Linked DNA regions of Homo sapiens: region 1 is linked to region 2. The links are chromatin contacts, found by Hi-C or POLR2A ChIA-PET in ENCODE. All regions are on one chromosome and are shown on one strand. The core of a region is the stretch at or near the end of the contact, and the rest is flanking DNA. Distances in the headings are between cores, read along the strand shown. Region 1 overlaps B4GALT1 (beta-1,4-galactosyltransferase 1). Region 2 holds the start of NOL6 (nucleolar protein 6).

Evidence for each region. Hi-C counts contacts between places; a loop is a spot of excess contacts on that map. ChIA-PET counts read pairs that join two places held with the same protein, here RNA polymerase II (POLR2A). Pooled maps may share reads with other maps.
Region 1: a pooled map shows a loop between it and region 2 (4-fold over the local background). The contact joins the enhancer-like site here to the promoter of NOL6 in region 2. A Hi-C loop is called at or near these places in 1 of 50 pooled maps. POLR2A ChIA-PET finds 5 or more read pairs at or near these places in 2 of 52 experiments (activated CD4-positive, alpha-beta T cell and activated CD4-positive, alpha-beta memory T cell).

Annotation. Positions count from the first base shown.
Region 1 is chr9:33,136,922-33,141,487 of GRCh38, forward strand. The region is part of intron 1 of B4GALT1 (beta-1,4-galactosyltransferase 1); the gene reads right to left. Among named protein-coding and RNA genes, the nearest start is that of B4GALT1-AS1, 28 kb to the right of the region's middle. RefSeq lists enhancers at 2,832-3,211, 3,735-4,044. Within about 2 kb of position 2,815, at least 30 of the 41 ENCODE cell types and tissues checked have a DNase peak (open chromatin) inside an H3K27ac peak, as active enhancers do.
Region 2 is chr9:33,470,462-33,475,466 of GRCh38, forward strand. NOL6 (nucleolar protein 6) reads right to left here and starts at 3,463. Exons shown (of 26, transcript NM_022917.5): 1 at 3,328-3,463; 2 at 1,745-1,951; 3 at 1,543-1,659. The coding sequence starts at 3,381. LOC107987061 (a long non-coding RNA gene) reads left to right here and starts at 3,679. Exons shown (of 3, transcript XR_001746648.3): 1 at 3,679-3,736. RefSeq lists an enhancer at 3,075-3,414.

The sequences.
Region 1 (4,566 bases), core at 1,565-4,064, 330 kb before region 2:
TCTGAATTCAACAGCTTGAGAAAAAAAGCTGTGGGCCTGCTTCCTCTCACCAGATAGCTGCCACTTCCACCCCCTTCCCCAGTACACATCTCACATCTTCCCTCCCTCCGTAGCTGACCCAGGTCCACCATCACAGGACCTGTTCCCATTAGTTTGTTTTCTTCTGAGATACAGCCCCGACCATATTACTTTCCCACTAAAACCTCCAGTGGCTCTAAGGCTGTGTGTCCCTGCACAAGGGAAGGCCAAGGCCCACAGCTGAGCAAAAGGCCCTTCACCCTCAGCTCTGTCTGTCTCCCTCCCCATCCCTTAAGCCATGCCTGTCCACACTTTTCTCTTTGCCAGAAATGCCCTTCCCACTCTCCTCTTAACTAGCAAACTTTCGCATTGAGAGATAGGCCTCAATCAAGCTTGATCCTTTTACTCTCTGCGCTATCACAGAGCTCAGGCAGCAGACCCTCTGGGGCAGGGAAGAAGATCCTCAGGCCTCCCTCTCTGGTCATGCACCTCCCTCCTGGAGGGACAGAGGCCTTGAAGCTCAGTCCCTTATAAGACTGCCTGCTGAGCCAGCTCCCACCTCCCAGGGTGCCCTAAAGTGAGCAGGCACTGTGCTCTTCAGAGAAGACCAGGACTCAGTCAGTGGTCACCCTGGACAAGTTTTTCCCAAACCTATCACAAGAATTGCTTGAGGAAGTTAGTACAAGTACAGCATCTCGGGCCCTTCCCTTAGAGAGTCTGTGGATTTTGGGAAGGACCTAAATGGCTACCTAACAAGGAGCCCAGATGATTCTCACTGGGCAAGCTGGGTAGTAGGGCTCCGATGGACCATCTGATGGGCATCTGATGTCAAGGCTTAGGGCTTTCGGGCAAAGAGGGCCCTCGGGGATTCCCACCATTCACACCCTTCCCCACAAGGTCAGCCAGGCCTGGGCTGCCCAACACCCAACCCTGGGCAAAGGCTACTGGGGGGGCCCTGCTGCACAGTGAACTTGTGAAAAACATGAAGAAAAGATCTGTCACAGGGCTCTTTTCACTTCAGAGGGCCCCCACAACATCTGCAGCCCCCACCCCACCTTTGGTTCTGAGGATGCTGCTAAACATAACCGCGTTTTGGGGAACCCAAGAAGCACCTGGGCTGTCACCCTGCCGACTTGCTCGTACCTTCTGAAACCCACCCAGAAAACAGGAATTCACATGTGGCCTGGCTCGCTTCCGCGGGACAGACACCTGCAGGCTGGAAAGTGTCCTGGTGTTGCCCCATCATGGGTTTCAGAAAGGTGGTCCTGAAGTCAAGAGCCCCGGACAGGAGAAGAGATGCCTGGGCCCCGGTCCAGCTCCACCAGTGACTTTCCAGATGATCTTTGGTATCCTGAGAGTGGATAGTACAGCCACTCTCAGGGTACTGGTTTCCTCATTTGTAAACTGCAGGGACAGGACTGGATGCTCTCTAAGGTCTCAGAACGCCCTGACGTGTCCAGTGACACTTGGTAAACCAGGAGGAGTGCAGGGATCCAAAGCAAGATCTTTAGACAAATCCTTGCTCCCACCTTCCCTGCCCTCAGCATGAATTTCCAAGCAGACAGGAGACGTGAGTGTCCAGCATAGGAGAGGTGGAAAGAAGCCTTGATCACCAAGCGTCACATTTACCTACGTCTCCTCTTACCTCAAATTCCTAGGCTTTCTCAGCTTCTTTCTTGGATGTCCATCTTTGCCCCCTTCTCTTCTCACTCTCCCTATACCCAGGTCTTTGGTTTAAGCACATGACAGTTCCCAAACCTCTGTTTCCATCTCATGTCTCTCTCCTGACCTCACAGCCAACAGAACATGGCTAGCCATATGTCATGGGCACCTCAAATTCAACCTGCCCCAAATGGATTCTCATGCAACCCCACCACCATCACCACCTACAGCCAGACCTGCTTCTCAGGATTCCCTCAGCAACTGACACCACCATCTCCCCAGGGCAGAAGCTGATACCCGGGTGGTCCATCTTCTATTCCCCCTCCTCTCTCCCCAACCCCAACACACACACTAACGCTCTCTCACCCTCACATACACACACACACACGCCCACTCGCTCCCATGCCGGGGCTGTCCACAGCATGCTGACAACCCACAGAAGCCGATCGAGCACCAAGCCAGAGAGTCTTTACTCTGAAATGTCTGTTAACTGCAAACTTGCCCTGTGATATGTATCAAGACCACTTTCAATTTGTTTCAATTGATACTTTCTGGGTACCTACTGTGTGCCAGCCCAAGGAGGAGTGGGTTGAGGTAGGGAGGGAGGATGGACAAGACAAATCCTGCCTTCCAGGAGTTCCCTGCTGAGCGTGTGGCAGAACCTAAATGAAAATTACCCTGGTTTAAGGATGGTCAAGGAGCTTGCTCCTCCAATGGCTCTGTGCAGAGCTTTATCACTGAACAGCCTCTTCTCACTCTCCTGCTCCCTTCTGAACTCGCTGTGCCCCTTGCACAACCCCCATCATGCTTCCAACACACTGAGACACCTTGACCCCCAATCCTGCCCTTCTTGCCAATCTGGCAATTTTTTCTCCACAACTCTAAGGATCTTGCAGCTCACACCTTTGAGACAACAGACAGCAGCCCCAGACCTGGCGTTGAATGACTAATTGGGTCGAGTGCCAGCCAGGAGGCCTCCTGAATGCCCTGCACACCTCCTGCCATACTGCAGGGACCATGCTCTGCTACACACCTGGCTCTGTCCCAGTGAGAAACTCCAGAGAGCTCAGACTCCAGGAAGGCAACGACTACCTCTGTTCAGAATCATGCAGACCTGCGACCAGGTTTCAGAGCCACTGCCTGGGGTGGTGGGGAGAAGCTCTGGGAGGAGGCAGAGGGCTGAGGGCTTCATGACAGGCCTCAAGCCGAGCCAAGGCGCCCTTGCTGTGCGGCGCATGGCGTGTGCTACCACAGGCTCTCGGCCCCGCTGGGCTGGCTTGTGTGTTTTCTTGGCTCTGGAAGCTGGGAGGCAGGGTTACGTAAGCAGATGAGCAGATGTAAGCTGTCCTCGGCTCCCCCAGCTCAAGCCCCGCCACGTGGGCCTCTCGGCTGGGAGTCCAGGTCATGGCCTTGCATGTAAGTCGCTCAATAACTTCAATGTGTGAGCTCAATTCAGACAAATTCCACTGCTCCCCTGCCTGGCACAGCAAACCCAAACACATACATGCCCCTCCATCAAAGGCCCTGCTAATCTAAGCCAACACCAGCACGGACTCCTGACTGGTTTTCATGCTGGCTGAAGCACTAGTTCAATCCTTTAGCCTCAGCAAAATAGGCTGAAACATCTAGTCACTGTTTGTCAACTGATTGGCCAGTGGGTCGAAAGAAGCGTTGGCCTGATGCTTTATTGTGACAATGTTTCACTAGCCCAGGAATGAAATCACAGAAGTAAAGACCATGTAGGTGTTTTTTAATTAAACTAAAGGTAATCAAAGTATAGGAATGCCCTTTCTTCCAAGATTAAGTGCTTCTTACTCTTTGAATATTAAAATGTCCTTTCTCTTATGAAATCATCATAGATTTTCATGCTGGACTGATTTTTAAAATTTAATTTAAAAAAAAAATCCTTCCTTGGCAGCCATGGGTCAGGCCTCTAAGTTTGTTTTGAAAATTCTCTGGACAGGAAATCCAAGTATTCAGGAAACATTTGGGAACACGTGGAACTAGGCAGTGCCTAGAACTCTGTGATTCTGAGAGCTGGGATACTGGAATTTCTTCCTGGGTCTCAGACCTGACAGTACACTGCACAGCCCCTCTTCACAAATCAGCTCCCCCACCAGTGCTGTTCCACAGGCTCATGTGGATGGGCCGCTTCTCTCTGTACCAATCTTCCAAAGGCCAGGTGCGCACCGCAAGCTGAGCCAGGCATTACCACCAAATTCCCCAGCTTGAGAAAAGATTTGCTTGCAGCATTCTCGTGAAATCACGGTGCCCCTTGAGGCCCCTTGGGCTAGAAATGAGAAGCACCATTTACTGTACGTGGCTCACCCGTCATTCTGGGAAGAGCACAAGCTCTCTAAGTCTGCAAGGGCTTCAGTCTAACAAATCTAACAGCTGCCTGGCCTTAGCTCAAACACCACCCTCCCAGGAAGCCTTCCCAGACCACTCAAGGTTGGTTCTTAAGCATTTCACCCACTTCCCCTAAGCATTCACAGCACCACATCCATTCATATTCAAACATGTACCCAGTTAGTATGTATCATGTGCCAGGTGGTATAGGGCATGCAGGGGTTGGTAGGGGAGTGGGCGGCAGGGTGAGCAAGTAAAGAAGAGGTCTTTGAGGCTGGGCATGGTGGCTCATGTCTGTAATCCCAGCACTTTGGGAGGCTGAGACAGGCAGGTCACCTTGAGGTCAGGGGCTTGAGACCAGCCTGGCCAACATGGTGAAACCCCATCTCTACTAAACCCCATCTCTATTAAAAATACAAAAATTAACCGGGTGTGGTGTAGCTGTAATCCCAGCTACTTAGGAGGCTGAGGCAGGAGAATCTCTTGAACCTGGGAGGTGAAGGTTGCAGTGAGCCGAAATCACGCCATTGCACTCCA
Region 2 (5,005 bases), core at 2,213-4,712:
GTGGGCGGATCACGAGGTCAGAAGATCGAGACCATCCTGGCTAACACGGTGAAACCCCGTCTCTACAAAAATAATTAGCCGGGCATGGCGGCGTGCGCCTGTAGTCCCAGCTGCTGGGGAGGCTGAGGCAGAAGAATGGCGTGAACCCGGAAGGCGGAGCATGCAGTGAGCCGAGATCGCACCACTGCACTACAGCCTGGGGAACAGAGCAAGACTCTGTCTCAAAAAAAAAAAGAATACCCATTTTACTACCAAAATGTATTCAGAAATGGATCACTTCTCTAAAAAGAAAACTTTTTTAAAACAGAGAGAGGAAAAGATTTAAAAAAAAAAAAAAAAAAGAAAGAAATGGATCACTTCACTACTTTCCTCCCTAGTTTGAGGAGCCACCATTTCTCAGTGCCTAGACTAGTTCCTAACTGGTCTCTCTAATCTCATCATTGTCCCTCTCGATTCTACTTTTGACACAACAGCCGGAGTAAATTTTTCTAAAACTAAACTTTTTAAGGCTGGAAAAGTGAACGTTTTAGGCTGGGCACGGTGGCTCACACCTGTAATCCCAGCACTTTGGAAGGCCAAGGAGAGCAAATTACCTGAGGTCAGGAGTTCAAAACTAACCTGGCCAACATGGTGAAACCCCCTCTCTACTAAAAATACCAAAAAAATTAGCCGGGTGTGATAATCCCAGCTACTCGGGAGGCTGAGGCAGGAGAATAGCTTGAACCCGAGAGGTGGAGGCTGCAGTGAACTGAGATCGCGCCATTGCACTCCAGTGTGGAGGACAAGAGCGAGACTTCGTCTCAAAAACAAAAACAAAAACGTGAACTTTTAAAAGTTAGAGGGCATCACTGTTCTGCAAAATAAAATCCAGCAGTGGCTCCCCATCTCACCCAGAGCAACAGCCAAAGTCCCTACTTCGGGACACAATGCCCTGCATGATATGCTACTTTTCCCCATCACCTTTCTGAACTCATCTCCTTCTGTATTCCTCATTCATTCCAAGGAATGTAACTGGAACATTCCTGCCTTTGTGCCTTTGTACTGGCTGTTCCCCCTTCCTGGAATGCTTTTATTCCCTTAGATATCTATATAGCTGACTCACCTACTTCAAGTCTTTACACAAATGTCACTTCAATAAGGCCTACTTTGTGAACACCCCCTTTAAACTTGTAAACCACTCCCATCCTCTAATACTCCCAATCCCCTTACATTGCTCGTCCTACTTTTTCCTTTTTCCAGTGTTTACCACATTCTAACATTGCCATAGAGTTTACCTGTTATGCTTATCTATTAACTATAACCTCAGCATTACAGCATAGGCTATTATTTACTGATATATCCTAAGAACACAAATACTGCAAGGCATGGAAGTACTTGCTGAATGAATACACAAATGACCACGCTCCCAGCTAAGCTTCCTTGCTGTGAGAATGAGCTCCCTGCACCCCAACCCTTAAACAGAGTAACAGCAAGGCCCCTGTTTGATATACCCCCACTGGAGGTCTCTCTTGGGCTTCCCAGTTCCCCAGGCCACTTGCTTACCTCTGTCTCAGGGACTGAGGGCACCCTCACAACCCGCTGGTTGACCTCCCGTAGGAAGGCATCAATCCGATCCTTCTTCTTCTCTGACAGCCTTACTTCCTTTAGTAGCTCCTCTACCTGTAAGAGAGGGTAGAAGACAGTCCATCAGCCTCAGGGTCCCAGGTACACACCTCGAACAAAAGCTGCAGACACTCAACAGTACCTGTAAACGAAGCAAGCTGGAGTGGAACAAGATCTCAGTCTCCCGAAGGCGATTAAGCTCCTCATTGGTAGGCTCCTTGTACAGTTCTGCCCTGCTGAGCTTCACTGGCTGCAGGAGGCCCTTCGCTGGAGGTTCAGCCAATGTACGCTTCCTGGAGGATGCTTTCTTCCCCTCTTTGCCTGTGCCTTCCAGGGCTGGTTCCATCACCTGTGGCCAGTGAGGGAGAAGCCATTTTGAGGTAATAGGTATCTAGCATCTGCTGCCTAAAGTGCCACCATGATAGGTTGTGGGTAAAAGCTTCACCTGCTCTGTCCCTCTTTTGAGTAGGAGTCAGATTTTGTAAAACTCAGGAGAATCGTTACTTGGATGAACATCACTGAGCGCTGAGCCGAAAATTCCTTGAGTTAAGAGCTCTCCTGTCTACCTGACACCACAAGCATGGAGCTCTGTTTGGAATTGGTAGTGATAGAAGCTGACTGGGCCCAGGCTGGACACGGTGGCTGACGCCTGTAATCCCAGCAGTTTGGGAGGTGGAGCTGGGCGGATCAGCTGAAGTCAGGAGTTCGAAATCAGCCTGGCCAACATGGGGAAACTCCGTCTCTATTAAAAATACAAAAATTAGCCAGGTGTGGTGGCACATGCCTGTAATCTCAGCTACGCGGGAGACTGAGGCAGGAAAATCACTTGAACCCAGGAGGCAGAGGCTGAAGTGAGCCGAGATCGTGCCATTGCATTCTAGCCTGGGCAACAGAGCAAGACTGTCAAAAAAAAAAAAAAAAAAAAGAAGCTGACTGAGCCCTGCCCTAAGTAATGCCCAGGCCCCTTGTATTTTCAGGAAGTTTCCTCTTCTGCTGATATAGGCCTGGGACTTCTCAAATGTCTTTCCCATTCTCGCTCCAACCAAATCCTGCCAGGTTCCACCTCCTCTAGGAAGACCTGACTGCCTCAGTTTACACTAAATACTCACTGATGGAAGGAGCTAGAACCGACTGGACCCCAGAGGACACATTTAGCAAGTCATTAAATCCTCAAAATAATTCTTGAAGACACTTGAAGTCCCACTATTCACTCGAGGTTCCACAACTGGTACACCCGTACTATGAGCAGGCTTCAAAGGCAAGCGTGCAGGATCCCAAACCTTTTCCCCTACAGCCGTGGGCCCATCCGCTCCACGATGCCTCTCATCCCAGAGAGCCTTACTGGAGCGCTCCAGGAGAGGCACCGTATGCCCTCCGCTACAGCGGGGAGCACAGAACTGGACACAAATTCTGTGGAGGAAGATCCCGCTTATCGTCAAGGACCACCAAATAAAAGAAACGACCCAAGTGTGGGTCTCTTCAACTTTGAGGTGCAGAGCTCCAGAAGAGAGCAGAGGCTCTACCGGCTTCACTGCTTCTAACCAAATACTGCCAGGTTCCATCACCCCTAGCAAGCCCTGTCTCAGTGCCACTGGCTGGAAACATCCTCCAGAATGGGCCGCCGGCATGGCTTTCACCCGCAAGCTGTCAGATCACGCCATCTCGGGCCCTGCAGCCAAGGGAGCGCACATTGAGCCTCTGTTCCTCCCCGATGGCTCAACCCACCTCTGGCTCTCCAGTCGCTCCGCGAAGCTGCTCTCCAGCTGGCGCCGGCCCCATCACTCAGGGTCCAGCACTCTCCCGCACTTCAGATTCTAGCCGGGTCTATACCTCATAGCTTCCCACGTGGGCGGAAATGCCTAACTCCAGGCCCAAGTCCAGCCCACCCCAATTCCTCAGGACTCCACCCACTCCAGAGCTATTGGATTATCAGTCGATTACTCGCTTGCCATTGGCCGGGCAGTCTCAAGGCCCGCCCATTAGGGGAGGGGACAAACGGGTTTCTGTGCTTTACGGCCTCTTCGCGACGCTAGAACGGAAGCCTGCCCGTAGCTAGGCCTTTGCTTTCTTTTCCTCACTTCCTTCGCGTGGCTGCAATCGGGAAGGGCGGAGCTAGTTTGTTCCTTTTGGTCAGGTTTGTTTACAGCAGTTATTCCTCCCTTTTTCTTTATTTGCTACACCTTATCAGTTAACAAATCTTGTCAGTTCTACCTCCAAAACATACCTTGAATTTATTCATTTTTCTGTGTCTTCACTGCCAGGTTTAGCCCGTCACATCATCTTGTTCCCGAATTATTGTTATGACTTTTCTCCAGTTTTTACTTATTACTTAGCTTATTACAATTTCAAGTAATTTAGTTATTTTTATTTATTTATTTATTTATTTATTTATTTATTTATTTATTTATTTTTGGAGTAGTCTTGCTCTGTCGCCCAGGCTGGAGTGCAGTGGCACGATCTCAGCTCCCTGCATCCTCCCTCTCCCAGGCTCAAGCGATTCTCGTGCCTCAGCCTCCTGAGGAGCTGGGATTACAGGCAGGTACCATCACACCCGTCTAATTTTTGTATTTTCACTAGAGATGGGGTTTCCTCATGTTGCCTAGGCTGGTCTCAAACTCCTGACTGCCAGTGACCCGCCCACCTTGGCCTCCCGAAATGCTGGGATTACAGGCCTGAGCCACTGCTCCCGGCCTATTTTTAAACTATTAAAAATTTAAAACAAATGTTGCAAGAATAATATAATGAATGCGCATATACTCTTCACCTAGATTCACTTAGTGTTACTATTTTGCCAAGTTTATCTTTACCTATGTATTTACATATTATTTTGCAAAACCATTTGAAAACCAATCACACATCTCCCTAAATACTTAGGTATGTATCTACTAAGATCAAGGACTACCTCTTATGTAAGCACAGCCCGATTATGAAATTAAGGAAATTTAATCGTGATTCAATACTAGTATACAAATTCCATCTTTAAATTTTGTCAGTTATTCCAGTAATAACCGTTATATGTTTCATTTTATTTCCTAATGCAGGATCATCTAAATTCAACTATTACCATATAATATATATATATATATATATATATATATATATATATATATTTTTTTTTTTTTTTTTTTTTTTTTTTTTTGAGAGAGAGTGAGTGTCCCTCTGTTGCCCAGGCTAGAGTGCAGTGGGTCGATCTCAGCTTACTGCAACATCCACCTCCTGGTTCAATTGATTATTGTGGCTCAGCTTCCCAAGTAGCTGGGATTACAGGCATGCGCCAACACACCAGGCCAATTTTTGTATTTTTAGTAGAGACAGAGTTTCACCATGATGGCCAGCCTGATCTCAAACTCTGGCCTCAAGTGATCTGCCCTCCTCAGTCTCCCAAAATGCTGGGATTACAGGG